Regions from separate parts of the Homo sapiens genome. Here region 2 is linked to region 1. A link is a contact called in ENCODE Hi-C data. All regions are on one chromosome and are shown on one strand. The core of a region is the stretch at or near the end of the contact, and the rest is flanking DNA. Distances in the headings are between cores, read along the strand shown.

Region 1 (2,700 bases), core at 2-2,501:
CTCATTATAACCTACAAAGGGATATCGGTCTTACAGAATAGCATCTTACTTCAGCTTTATGGAAGAAATTAATTCAGCCTCTATCTCCATTACCTCTCCATGTATAGACCTGGAAGGACTTAAAACATGCAAGGAACAACTAGAGTAGGTGTTGCCAGAAGATGCTCCTGCTGAAAAGGCTCTACAGAAAATGGAAAGACTGAGAGAACCCACATTGGAGACAGCAACTCTCCTCATACCTACAAAGAATTGTGGCTGGTAAATACAGAAGTCCAATACTGCTTTGGAGGACAGACATGTCAAGATATTTGATGCCAAGTTCAGAGGGGCCTGAGCTTTTCCTGTTAGGTGAATTTGCAAAATTGCAGAGCCCCTAGTGAAAATAATTTCTCCCAGGAGAGGGGTGAGAGAAATTTCTGGGTTCAATTTTATGTCTTTGGGAATAGCACATTTTAGGAGTCCACCATCACTATTTCCTTCCAATTACACAAGTAGTTTTTCTGACAAAATAAAATTGGCAAAGAATATTTTCAAATTCCAGGAAGTTTTCACAAGATAGCAAAAAATACACAGGTAGTTCATAGGTTTGTGCATGGGTTATATGCCTAATTACATGGGCATCTGGCACCAACCCTAGCACAGAATTCATTGATGGCTCTGTCTAGCCTCTATCCTGCCTTGTACTTGCATTGAAAAAGCCTCTTCCCAATTGTTTTCTAGGCCCTACCTTGAAAAAATACTAAGTATTGCACCTTATGCCCCTGCTTTCTGAAATGCAAGCATTGCACCAAAAGCTATGTTAGCCATCTCTATGCTACAACACTGGACCCCTCTTTATCTTTAATTTATCTTTAATTCAAAAGTAATTGTGTACCATTACAGCTCAGAGTTTAAAATGAGCTCTCTGAAAAACTTAAAAAAAAAAAAGAAGAAATTAATTCTAACCCTTACCTTTGGCATCTTATAAGACTTTTGGCCATGACTTACCTGTATAAATAGAAAGAACTAATTTACTACAGAAATGCCCATGGGCGAACATGTACTAGCTAATGAAGTGTTCAGCTTTTGCATGATTAACCAGCTGGTGGGGGTAGTGTAAAAGCAGAGGGCATAAAATAATAAGAAAAATTGATTAGCAGTCGTTTTTTAAAGTAGTCCATGAAAAATTCCTTTTTTTATACTCACTAGCTCAGAAACCGACCGTAAGGGAAGAAAAACTTGAATGACTCACCAGGAAACTGAGCAGGCCCACGGCTGCTGTTTGTGTGTTCAAAATTCACTAAGTAGGGAGGCCCAGGTGAAGCAGGAAAAGACACTGAACTGCTTCCAAATGGACTGACTTACACAACAGGTCCTGCCAGTTGTCATAAAGTTAATTTTCTAATATGTTGCGAAACGCATTATATAAAGTTGAAAACTATGACTGGGCTCTGTGTCCATTCAATTTTCTCTCTGGAGCACTCTGCTAGACCACACTTGGCTTTAACTACCGCCAGACCAATTCATTAAGAAAAAGGGTATAGTCTTGAGCCAGAATATTTATACACTTGACTCAGAAACAATCTATTCTAGGGGATATTTTCCCAAGCTAAATGCACTACAGGCCTTTCCTATTCATAACATTCTTTAGCTGGTCTGCAACTCCCTTAAGTGAAAAGAAAAGGAGTCAGGTCCAAAAAATAAAAACGCAGCTGACCAAAAAGAAAGGAATGGCTAAGGAAAGGCGCGGGTTTGAGGTTACTTATAAAGCAATGAAACGCTCTTTCTTCCATTTGCTTTGATGACACAACTAATATTTACTCAGCTTAGCCCTCCCTTTAGCACAGGGACAGGCATTTCCCAGGCAGGGAAAAGAGAAAAACCGAAGCTGGGTATCCTCACTAGCACACTGTACTACAGCCCTAGATTCCACCTTCTACTGGGATGCTGACCATGTCAAAGAAAGAATAAGGTGGTGCGGAGGCAGTGCCTACACAGAGATTCTTTCTCTCCCTTTCCCTTTCTCTTTCTCTTTTTCTTTCTCTTTGTCTCTCTCTCTCATGGACATGACCATAAACCAAGTGATCAAACCACAAGCCTCCCTGTCCCTTCACTCTTCTCTGTGGCCATAGATAACAGCCCTCTTCCCAACCAGACCTTTCACAGATTTGCAGCAGACCATAAGTAGAACCAGACACTGAGCCACGCATGGGATAAACAGACCACCATTACCCGAAACTCAACCATTTTCCTATGACTCCCAGGTAGAAAATCATTAATCCCACTTTACCTTTTAGGTTTAACTATGAAAAACTTCACAGTGTGGTGGGAAGGCCACTGGCAGGTCTAGAAATCTGAGTTATAGTATGAGGTCTGCTGCTAGCCTAGCTGTGTGACCTTGAGCATACCGCTTAGCCTTTCTGATCCCCAGCTTCCTCATTTACAAAATAAAGTGTTAGACAAGATCTCTAAGCCTTCTCCCAGTTCTAAGGTCTTCATTGTTATTTTTTTCTTTGCTCACTGATATGTCAATAAACTAAAGGAGATGGGCTGAGCATTTGTCAAATTTTACATTATAAACATGTTCCAGGGTTGTGTTGTCCAATGTGGTGGCCACTGGCCACATGCAGTGACTATTGAGCACATGAAATGTGGCCAGTCTGGATTTCAGAGAGTACCTCCAAAGTGCAAAAATATCTTATTCATAATTTTTGTATTAGT
Region 2 (2,700 bases), core at 71-2,570, 250 kb after region 1:
CTGCCCTTATTCCAGCCCTTTCCAATCTATGAGTTCTCAAAAAAGGAAATGCCAGAGCTTACATTCCATTGAGAATGCTCTTAACTCTAAAGTACACACAGAATATTCTCATGGTACAGACTGCTTTATCGCTTTAGTTTAGTATCTACGAAAAAAAAACCACTAATACGGTTGAAGATATCATATTTAAACTGGATGTGAGATCTTTTGGCAACTTCGATTTCTAGGACACTTCCAAGTACTCCTTGGTAGTATGTTATAATTACTACTAATAATAACTTACATTTATTGAGTACTTACTATATGCAAAACTATATCTTTTTTAATCCTCATAGCAATCCTATAAAATAGATACTCTTACTACCTTTTATTTTACAGATAAAAGTAGGCTTCCCATGTGCCACTACACACATTATTACCAAGACTGTAAGTACCCATTAGCAAGTCATCACCTCCCCAGAATGCTGAAACTGAAATAGGTCCTCCAATTTCTCAGGAAACTAAAGTCTACCACCCACACAGCTTTTAAATAGTGCAGCATTTTCCCTCATGGTTCCCAACATTGTGTAATCTAATGTTTCAGAAAATGTGATCCCTCTTAAAGGCAAAGTCTTCACTCAGTGGAAATCAATGTTCACTTTTTGTGTGAAATGCTTTACCTTAAAGAATAAACACTGTGTTTTGTGTATATGTCAGTCATAGAATATACTGAATATTGAATACAGTTGATGCTATCAAATATCTATGATTTACCTATTTATTATATCGATTTATTATAAAGACCTATTATAATGGTAATATGATAGCATCCTACTGTTAGCATTAATTTGTAGCATTTCATGTTAATATCATCAAACTTTTGTCACAAAGATCTATTAGCCATCATTATAAATAATTTCAATTTCATTTTGTCTACAAAAGAACTTGTTTTCTTTTTCAACATATCTAGGAGATTCTCTACACTGATAGGAAGTCACAATTAAATCTGACATAATTTTCTCTTTGACCACTCACTTATACCCTTCTTGTGGGCCTGGACTGCATGTCACTAGATAAGTTTCTTTCTGACTATGAGATTCTTTCATCAAATAGGCCTGGTTCACAAACTAGAAAATAACCAGCTTATATTATTATTTAAAGGAAATATCAGGGACCCAAAGTATCTTTGATCTGGTTTTGTCTGTCTTGAGAGTTCAAATCATAATATTATAGCAAGTCAGAGCTGGGAGGAAACTTAAGAATGAATTTCAATTCCCACATACTGTAGAGAAAATGGGATTCCAGAGAGATCAAATGACTGATTTCTGAACATACAGGATTAGTAGTTTCTGACTCATAGTTTATGGCCTGTGCCACTTTTTCACACAGTTTCATGACGGATATTCTGAAAAGGGAAACAGATTGTTGATTGAATTGAATAATCACGACACATGAAGAGAGGCATCCTGCTCATGTATCTATACAAGGCAGGGTAGCAAGAAACCAGTACCAGGGTAGCCCCCACTAATTCATTGACTCCACAAACATTATGCTAGGCATTTTGTTTCTGTTACATCTTTCAAAACACATGATAACTCCAAAAAGTTTTCCATATGAGATAGAGAAGCTGGGGGAACTCAACTAACTTGGCTGAAGTCACGGATTTAGTAAATGGCTCGTCTAGGTTTCAAAACTTAAGTTTTTCTGACTCTAAGCCAGGTTCTTGTCAGTATGATATGCTGTTTAGCATTTGAGCAAAGGGAGGTGATTTATTGTTTTAAAATAGAGTGATATATTGGAAGAGAGTGTTAGGAACTGAAAACTTGGCTTTCCTTTTCAGCTCATTGGAGAGACTGCAGAGTAAAAAGTATACAGGATGAGAACTGTTTGCTCGCTTACAGTGTGAACATTCTGTACTTTTCATCATAGCTGTTTGATATTTTAGGACTATTGATTAGGTGATTTTTCTGACGAGGTACTTTATTTTGTGGGTTGTTTCAATGTCCGGCTGCAACTCATTTTAGCAAAATGACACGCCTCTTCCCTGCCAAAGAGTATGTAATGTAACATGACTCATCAGAAAAGTAACATGACACATCAAAAATAAATGCTCATGACTACTGATTTAGGTAGCTAATAAAGGCAAGAACATTGTATTATTTATGTCTAGATAATATTCATGGATAATTCATTTTGCTCAAATCCCTAGAGATGAAGCTGCTAAGGCAAATGCACTGTTTCTGTGGACTTTGCTAAATCAAACCAGATGTGCTGCAAGATACATTTTTATCAAAAGTTCTACTTTATAAATAGGCCCACCAGCCAGACTCATTTTCAGATACCTTGTCTTGGGTATTATGAGAAACAATCTGTTTCAGAGAACTAAAGTTTCCCATCAGGTTTCTCACTATGAACTAATATTTGTTTTAATCCTTTACCCTCATTGTACTCCTCAAACCAGGGTGGGAAGATCTTGCTAAAAAGTAGAAAGGAATCACTGGTCTAACTCCTGCTTTATTGGGCTAGAGATTAAGGTGTATTTCAGTAAAACAACAATCAGTAACACAGAGATACATATTAATGAAGACTCCCTTATTTGGATATTTTTTATAGTTCCCTACAATTTAAATAGCTTCTAACTTTCTAAATTGTCAATATAACCTATGTACTTCATTCCTTTTATTTGGATTATTGCCATCATTCCTTGGAAATGTAGAAGAG

Evidence for each region. A loop is a pair of places that touch in the nucleus more often than their neighbours do. Pooled maps may share reads with other maps.
Region 2: a map of PC-3 shows a loop between it and region 1 (5-fold over the local background). The contact joins two enhancer-like sites. A Hi-C loop is called at or near these places in 2 of 168 maps with a recorded cell type or tissue (PC-3 and ascending aorta) and 5 of 50 pooled maps.

What each region holds. Positions count from the first base shown.
Region 1 is chr1:217,028,145-217,030,844 of GRCh38, forward strand. It overlaps a transcript of ESRRG not described here. Among named protein-coding and RNA genes, the nearest start is that of ESRRG, 310 kb to the left of the region's middle. Within about 2 kb of position 1,252, at least 9 of the 41 ENCODE cell types and tissues checked have a DNase peak (open chromatin) inside an H3K27ac peak, as active enhancers do; they include PC-3, where a contact is called at or near this core.
Region 2 is chr1:217,274,096-217,276,795 of GRCh38, forward strand. No RefSeq gene overlaps it. Among named protein-coding and RNA genes, the nearest start is that of GPATCH2, 360 kb to the right of the region's middle. Within about 2 kb of position 1,321, at least 2 of the 41 ENCODE cell types and tissues checked have a DNase peak (open chromatin) inside an H3K27ac peak, as active enhancers do; they include PC-3, where a contact is called at or near this core.